Linked DNA regions of Homo sapiens: region 1 is linked to region 2. Evidence: chromatin contacts called from ENCODE Hi-C data. All regions are on one chromosome and are shown on one strand. Each heading gives the region's core, a stretch centred on a gene start or an enhancer-like site at or near the end of the contact. The rest is flanking DNA. Distances are from core to core; before and after follow the strand shown.

Region 1 (4,478 bases), core at 1,093-3,592, 2.3 Mb before region 2:
TCCTGCACCCTCCCAGCCTCCCAGAGCTCCCTGACCCAGGTTCCCCACCAGGCCTGAGCCCCAGGCCATGGGACCCCCACTTCCCAGGAACCTGATGTACCCAAGAGGCGGCCACATCCCAAACCAGTGAGTCACGGGGGGTTCCTCCGGGTATGAGGTCTGCGGAGGTGGGAGTTGGGGTACAGCCCCCCGCAGCCAAATACGACTCTGCTCCTGGCCCTGCCAGAGCCACAGCCAGGGCTACAGGGCAAGCCCAGAGGGTCCGCCCCGGGACAAACCTGCCACACCTGGTGTTTGGGGTCAGGTGTTCAAGTCTCTAATGCAAATTGACCAGTGGGAGAAGAGAGTGGGCTTTTAGTGGAGTCAGAAGGCAGCAAAAGGCTTCCCAGGCCAAAAGGCCACCCCAAAAAGGCACTGGCTGCCCCCGCACATCCAGCGTGTGTTCAAGCTCAGGCTCTGGCTCAGGCCCCGGGACTCACCGGCCGTGTATTTTCCCGGCTCGTCAGTTTTCTCCAGGACGGCCTTCACCTCCTGGCACCGGCCACTTATCCTGGAAAACAGAAGCCCCCTGGCAAAGCGGCCCTGGCCTGTGCCTCCCCCGGCCCTGGAGCAACCATGCTGCAATGCCCTGCAAATGTGGCCCCGAGTCTGCCACAGGCCCATGGAGGAGGGTGCTTCTCTGCATCTCAGACCCAGGCACCAGCGGCCCCTCCGGGTCCCATGCGGCAGTTCCCGGGGTCTCCCGAGATGGCCAGGAGCTCTGCACCGCTCCTCCTGGTGGCTGCCTTCCCAAACCCCCCGCCCCCAACACATTTCCTGCCAGAGGCACCCAGGCTGCCTGGTTTGCAGGCAGCGTCTGTGGCGTGGGCCTGAGCCTCATCCCGCCAGCTGCATTCTTCCTTTTAGAGACATTCAGGCACAAGCCCCATATCCATCATCATCTGGCCCAGAGAGGGAAAGGTTCAGTGAGGGGCTTTGGGGGAAAAAAAAATCGGGGTCATTGCCAGGGTCAGTGACTTCCTGAGATTCAGCCCCCAGGACCGGAGCACAGGCACTGCATGCCACTCAGGAGGGAGCCATGCGGGTGAAATCACACAGGTGGGAAGTCACAGATGTGAGCCACGCGGGTGGAAGCAGCCCAGGTGAGAGCCGCACAGGTGAGCGCTACACAGGGATTTCAAGGGGGTCTTCTCCATGGTGTCTTCTCCTATGCCCCCTCTTGGTCATTCTGCAAGCCCCATCCCTGCACTTCTCCAAAGCAGAAATTTACTGCCAGGACTGGCTCTGACTCTGGTCGGGGGTAAACACCTTTTCCCAAAGGGGCCTGCACGTCACCAGACATTCCCTAGTCGGAGGAGGAAGTGGGCGGTACCCAGGGCTGCCACTGGTAGCCCACAGGGTCTGATCCGGGGCCTCTGCCCCCTCAGGGCCCCTCCAGCCGAGGCACCTCAGTGGCACAGTTTGCCCTCAAGCATTGCAGGAGGGGCCGAGAGAGGCCTCCCAGCAGGTCTGCCCACCTCCCCAGCACCAGAGCTCTCCTGGGTGGGGAAAGGGAAGGCCCTAGACCAGGTTGCAGGCTGCCCGGCCGGCTGGCAGACACTCACAGCATGGTGACCTTGGCTTCCAGGTTGCCCCCTTCCAGGGTCGTGAGGGTCATGGGTGTCACCGATTCCAGATTCATCTCAGGGAACTCCCTGTCCACCGTCATGGCCTTCAGATACCACGTCCCTGACACCTGGAGAAGGCCCCTCTCTATCAGGCTCAGGCCGACTGCTCCAGAGCCTCCCCCTTCCCTGGCCTGCAGCCCCTAGACTCTACCGCACCCCGAGGGCTGGAAACGGGGAACGTTCCCCAATCTAACCCACCCAGAAAACACCCAGCACCCTCGCCAGGCCCACTTGAAGGTGGCTCCAGCCCCCACAAGCCAGCCAGGACCACAGGAGCCCTCATCCCCAGGGAAGAAGTGAAGTCAGCCAGACCCCCACCCTCCCAGCCCTGCCCACTCTGCACCCCTGCGCCACCTACCCTGCCAGCCCAGACCCCTGCTGCCCCATCCCACCATTCCCTCAGGGCAGGGCTTGAATGCCCAACCCAAAAACGAGGGTCTCCTTGGATGGAGGAGGCATGGGGTCTCCATCCAGTCTCAGCCTCGCCCCTTGCCCCCTCCAGCCCAGCCTTCCCATCCGGGCCTCACATCCTGAATCTCCTCGTCTGAGGCCAGGAGGTGGTGGGCCTGCAGGGCAGCAATGAGGCCAAGGCTGACGGCCAGGAGCAGGGGCTTCATCTCCGGAGTCTGAGTCCACGGCCGCCTGACAGGTCGCTTGCTGGGGCTGGGAGAGGCTGTACCAGTCCTCCCACAGCCGCCCTTTATACCGCTGGGCTCAGGGTCCCCCAGGGACCTGGCACAGGAGACTGACCAATCCCTTCCTGGATGTAAACCACTGCCAGTTCTGCAATGGAGCAGATAACCTGCCATTATTGTTGGAGGCTGGTGAATAACAGCTTGTTAATCCCAGAGGATCACTTGGACAGGACCAGGTCCAGAGGAGCAGATTTGCAGATTTCACCTGAAGGGAAACTGAAGGGAGTGAAGGGTGTGCAGGCCTCCTGGGGACGTGTGCAGCCGTAACAGATGCCCCCCAGCCATCCCACACTTGCTGACGTGCACACTGTCAAGGGGGTTTGGGGTTGGAGTCCGAGGGCCGTGGGCTTGGGGCTCAGCTGAGCTTCCTGCATCTCTGGGCAGGTTACTTGGCCTCAGATTCATCATGGAAAAAAAGGGACCCTCCTGTGTGAACACGATCCCGTGTGCATTTAAAGACGGTGTCCACTGTCCTGAGCAAGGTGTGCAGTAACGACCCTCTCTGCTCCACACACAGAGCAGCAATAGGTCAGACAGACAGAAGACCAAGACAGGTGTGTGTGTGTGTATGCATGTGTGTACATATATACATGCACAAACGCACACACACTCACATAAAACAAGGAATGGAGGAGAAGCACAGGCTGGTGATGGGGCAGAGGCAGGGGCCTGTCAGCTCCAAGTCCCAAGGCAGGCAGAGAGGGCCTAGGTCCGGCTCCTGGGAGTGATGGGAGGGGCTTCCCTGACTCCAGAAAGAAGGCTGAGAAACCCTCCTTGACACATCCCAGGGCTGTAACTTCGTATAACTTAGTGGAGCACTGTGGGCATAGGAAGGCAAGAGGACATCAACACAGCCTCAAGGGCAGAAGCTGAGACAAGCCGTCCTTGGAAAGGATGACTTTATCTGTGACATGCTCTGCATCACTGCAGAGCAGAAGCCTGGGACCCGGGATGGGAGCAGAGGCTACAAAACACTGCTAGACAGAGGACAGTGACAACAAGATGGCAGAGAAAGGCAGAAATGCAGAGACACAATATCCTCACCTTGAAATAAGCTAGAAAGGCCAGGTTCCAAATTACCCAAGGAAACACCACACTAAGAAAGGCAGGCTAAAAATGAGCAATTGGTACAGGAACTTACACCAGCCAAGGAAAGTCTGACACACACTTTAAAACTGCAGGAGTATGATCAAGATGCCTAGTGATTTAAAAATATATAAAGTATAAAATTAGAACTGGCCAGAATATAAGAAATAAGGAGAGACGAAATAGAAATAATTACAAATCTTGAAGATGAATAATAAAGTGAATAAAAAACTCAATAGACAGGTTAAATTCCAGACTTGACATAGTAGAAAAGAGACTTAGTGTCATGGAAGATAGTACTAACAAAATCAATGAAAGCAGAAAAATTCAAAAGAGAAATTGAGGTGTTACAGATAGATTCAGTCTCCAGCCTGGAGCTAGTAATAAAATGAGTGGAGGAAACCAACTAGAGTGCAGCAGCTCTGAAAACACAACACACAGAGATATACACACACACATGCACACACACGCACACACACATGCACACACACACATGTGCACACATACAAATGCACACAAACCCATACACATGCACACCCACATACACACGCAGACATACACGCGTGCACACACCATTCATTCATACATACATGCACATACATGCACACATACACACACACATGCACACTCACACACATACACACATGCACACACATGCACAAAGTTAACACACATGGAGAATAGATCAGGAGGTTCCAATATAAACAGAATAGGAGTTCTGAAAGAAAAACATTTTCTAAAATGGCAACAAAGCAACAGAATAGCTCAGAATTCTTCAGAATTGAAAAGACATGAAGATGACACCCCAGATCTAAATTACCAAGGAATGATCAAAATTGAGAAATCCACTCCTAGAATATTACAGTGAAATGCAGATCATCCAGGAAAGGAGAAAAAAAGTCAAAATGACCAGAAAGAAGAGCCACACTACATACCATAAAAGCGGATGTGGACTGATGGCAGACCTCTCAATAGCAACGCTGCCTTCCGGAAGACAGTGGAGTGACGTCTTTAACAGACCCGGGAGAAA
Region 2 (4,414 bases), core at 1,330-3,829:
TCGCTGCCCAGCACTTCCCGCTCCAGGGGTGCTCTCACCAGCCATGACTCCCCCTCCCGATGCCTACATCCCCCGCCTGTCTGCTGTGCCCTGTCCACAGCGCCCTGTCCACAGCACAGCTGGCTCAACACATGTGGCATCCAAGCCGGGCACCGTGCTTTGCCTCACACTGCTGAGTCCACCTGGCCTTACATGCCTTGGCTGGAGTCCAGGCGTGGGGCAGGCTTCGGGGATGGTGTCAAGGACTGGGCACTTCCTGCCTCTCTCCTCAAGGTCCCCAGGGCTGCCTCATCCCAACTGGGTCCCCTGCTGCAGTTCTCAGATGCCCTCTGCATGTTCCTTCTCTGGGCTCCGTGGCTCATTCCAGAGCAATCACAGACCAGAGGGACGGCGCCCCATTAGATCAATCAGACAAGCCCTGGAGTGGGGAGTGCAGTCACCATCCATGAGGGTGCGGGTGTGTTGGGGGGATGCGGGGAGGGGAATGGATGCCGCGTCAGCCACCAACAGCCCTGACGGGCCCCTGACTTCCTGCACTAACATTGTCCCTGTGCTCACATCTGCCCAGTACCACTGGGGCCATTCTCACCTACGGCTCTACCAGGTGCCCAGGAAATGCCCCCAAACGGGCAGGATGCTCACAAGGCAAGGCCACCTGCCCTGAAGGACGCGGGGGCCACAGGGTAATGGAAAGCAAAGGGATGGGGGAATTATCCCCAAATCAGTCACACGCCTGATGGCAGCCCTGTCAAAATCCCTAGGGAGGTTTTTTGTTTTGTTTTGTTTTTGGAGGGGGATGACTTTGTAGAGAAACTGCATTTTTTCTTAAAAATGTAAAATGATCTGCAATGCAAATATACCATGTTCTGTTTAGGGCAAGTAGCCTCTTCTGATTTTGAGTCTACGAATAATCAGAAGCACTGAAAATTCCAAAGCAGGAGTTAAAGTCCTCAGCAGCGCTTGGGTGTGCGGTGGGGTCCGTGATGGATGCTGAAACCGTGGGCTCCAAAGGCCAGCACAGGAAGGAAGGAGAGGGCCTCAAAGGAGGGGGCAGGTTGGACCTGGCCAACCCCAGCGTGGCACCCTCAGCCCTTCTCAGCTCCCAGTGCCTCTTAACATTGCTGGCAGGTGTGAGCCTGGGGTCGTGCTAGCCTCTGAGTGAGCTCAGCCCCTTACCATTTCCAGCCTCACCTTCCTCTCCCAAGAAAGTGGCATGAGGGTAACAGCAACCTCATGGGAGTGCAAGGCTGGCACAGGCTTTAGCCGCATCTCTGAGCCCTTTCACCAAAAAGGACTCACTGAACCAAAGAGCTGCACAGAACATTAGCATCCACCCCCACCCCAGAGAGGGCTTCCTAGTGCTCACCTGGGGGAGGGTGTGTGTGCAGGTGGGAGGACGGAGATCGTGGCCTCCCTCCATGTGGCTCGTGGTATGAAGACCCCACCTCAGACATCTCCTGCCTCCCAGGTGGCAGCTGCCTGAGTGGTGGGTGGTGGCTGGAACCAGGAGACCCAGTTCTGCCTGGCTGGGCCTCAGTTTCCCAGGAGGTGACCTGGACAGGGTCACGCTGCCCCATCTCTGTGGCACCTGGCTTGGGACTCCCTCCCTCCCCGCTGCTCTTCCTTCTCCTTACTCCTGGGGTCTTCCAGGAAAGTGCCGATCCCGGAGTAAGATTTGGGGGGCAGTTCCTTTGCTGGCCTCAAGCCCCCTGCGCACTCCTTCCCCAGCGGCAGAGCGAGGGCATCCGGTCCTCCAGGAGAAGAGCTGGGCTAGGAGCTTAGTGTGTTCCCCATGTCACGGGGCCTCTTCCACCCCCTGACTCATGGACCCCATGCTGGCCACGCTGCGGAGGCCTGCCAGGCTTCCAGATGCCGGCGACTCCCCTCCTGGGGCCAGCCTTCTGGAAGGGGGTGTTGAGCCCATGAGGAGCTCCATAAGTGGGGAAGCAAGTGGGGACGGCCATGTCCACAGCATCACCTTGGCAGCTGATGGGCGGGAGGACAGGTCCAGGCGGCCTCCAGGCACGTTCCTGTTTGTGTGACATTCACCGTGACATGGTGCATGCCGTGGCACACAGGGTCCTGTGTTCAGATAAGCCAGGGCCTCGGAGGAACTCAGGCGGAGGAAAGAGCCGGAACACAAACACAGCGCGACCTTTCCCGGGAAGCGGCCCCTCCAGGAATGCGCCCTGGGCCCCCCTGCCAAGCCCTGGGCCTCCATGGCCAAGTACCCCTCACTTCCACCATCCGCGACTCGGTTCACTCCAGTTGAGCCCCAAGAGCCTCTGCTGAGCCCAACCCGGAAGGGCGAGGGAGCCTCGGTGGCCAGAGAGGGCCGAGGCCTGTTGGGATGACTGCACTCCTTCAGGACAGGCACCCTCTGTGACGGGGACATGCAGGGACCACTGCGGCTGCCCTGGCCCAAGACGCCCTGGAGGCCAGGCGGGCAGGGCCCCTTCATCCTTCAGGAGGTGGGACTGGGCTGGGTTTTGAAGGATGGCAGCGTCCAGGTAGACTGAGGGCACAGACAGGGAAGGCCACACAGGCCTAAAAGCACACAGACTTAGGCGGGCGGGAAATGTGAGGTCAAATCCTGGAGCCCTCGGAGGGGGACTCAGGAAATCAGATGCTCAGTAGGGGGCCGAGTTTGGAGCCTTGGCCTTGGGGCAGGCGCCGTGTCCAGCAGAGGGGCTGCTGCCCGCCACGGCTGGCCTTGCCCTTGGCATTGGCCCCAGGGAAGTGCAGGGCGCAGGAGAGATGCCACAAGGCCCTTGGGTGTTCTTCCCGCAGCTTCCTTCGGTCGCAGGCGGATGACGCATCTTTGTCACTGCATCCACGTAAGATGCTCTGTTAGAAAAAAGACAGGAAGGAAACTGTTCCAACTCGCGAGTGAGTCACTGGGGAGGTGGGATTGGAAGTGATTTTCTCCCCTCTTCCAGCTTTCTAAGATTTATAACACGTGTGCATCCTTTAAACTCGTGTCAGGAAGCGACCTCACTAGGGCATTGTGTCTGAGCAGGAAGAATCTCAGGACTCCCTGGGTTTACTCATTTGAGCGCCAGCCTCCAGGAGACGGGGCAAAGGGCTGCTCGTCCTCCGTGACCAGGCGGCCCCTCTGCCTTTGTCGCATGTGTGGTCAACGTGGTGGCTGAAAGGCTCACGTGTTCCTTAGCCCGGGGGACCTGAGAAACCTGACCGTCACCGTGTCTCTGTAGCCTAGTTGGTGGCCCGGCAGTGGACAGAGGCCCTGCAGGCCACCAAGGAGGACGGAACCCCAGGGACAGAGGAGGAGCCGCAGTGCAGGGGGTCCAGGCCCGCCCACAGCCCCACCCTCGGGACACCCCAACCCCTGCACCCTCTGTGCTTGCCTTGGGGCATTTGCTTTTCAACTCCACAGAAAATATTGTGACAGTAACGTGGGAGCAGCAAGAACCCAAATAAAAGAACGTGTCATTCACGCTGCCTCCCTTTGTCCTGAGCTGCAGGTACCAGCACATCTGGGCACTTTCTCCATGGTCCGCTGTCCTAATCCTGACTATTTCAGCACCCAGGGAGCAAGCCAAGAACAAAAACACCTATCATCCATGCCCGGCATTAGAAAATCTCATTGTTGGTGAGAATGATGGTTTCCAGCTTCATCCGTGTCCCTACAAAGGACATGAACTCATCGTTTTCTATGGCTGCGTAGTATTCCATGGTGTATATGTGCCACATTTTCTTAATCCAGTCTATCATTGATGGACATTTGGGTTGGTTTCAAGTCTTTGCTATTGTGAATAGTGCTGCAATAAACATACGTGAGCATGTGTCTCTATGGAAGCATGATTTATAATCCTTTGGGTATATACCCAGTAATGGGATTGCTGGATCAAATGGTATTTCTAGTTCAGCAAACTATCCCAAGGACAAAAAAACCAAACACCGCATGTTCTCACTCGTAGGTGGGAACTGAACAAGGAGAACACTTGGACACAGGAAGGGGAACATCACACACCGGGGCCTGTCATCGGGTGGGGGGAGGGGGGAGGGATAGCATTAGGAGATATACCTAATGTAAATGACGAGTTAATGGGTGCAGCACACCAACATGGCACATGTATACATATGTAACAAACCTGCACGTTGTGCACATGTACCCTAGAACTTAAAGTATAATAAAAAAATATATATATAAAAATTAAAAAAAAGAAAATCTCATTGGTATATATTCAGATTATTTTAAAAGGAAATTAAACTCACAGATATAGGCAGGAGTAGATGGATTTTGTGGGGCTTAAAATATATGTAAACTTTAGGGGTTACTTTAAATAATAATAGCAATATGAATCCAAATTAGATATGAAAATAAATATTTATTTGAAGTGATAAAACAATCACAAGGCTCGCACATGAAAAAGCTGATAGGTGCACTAAA

Evidence for each region. Hi-C counts contacts between places; a loop is a spot of excess contacts on that map. Pooled maps may share reads with other maps.
Region 1: a pooled map shows a loop between it and region 2 (5-fold over the local background). The contact joins the promoter of LCN1 here to the enhancer-like site in region 2. A Hi-C loop is called at or near these places in 1 of 168 maps with a recorded cell type or tissue (K562) and 5 of 50 pooled maps.

What each region holds. Positions count from the first base shown.
Region 1 is chr9:135,519,304-135,523,781 of GRCh38, reverse strand. It overlaps LCN1 (lipocalin 1), which reads right to left and starts at 2,342. Exons shown (of 7, transcript NM_002297.4): 1 at 2,195-2,342; 2 at 1,605-1,735; 3 at 480-550. The coding sequence starts at 2,284.
Region 2 is chr9:133,232,681-133,237,094 of GRCh38, reverse strand. It overlaps LOC124902294 (a long non-coding RNA gene), which reads left to right. Exons shown (of 2, transcript XR_007061830.1): 2 at 3,486-3,819. Among named protein-coding and RNA genes, the nearest start is that of OBP2B, 26 kb to the right of the region's middle. Within about 2 kb of position 2,579, at least 2 of the 41 ENCODE cell types and tissues checked have a DNase peak (open chromatin) inside an H3K27ac peak, as active enhancers do.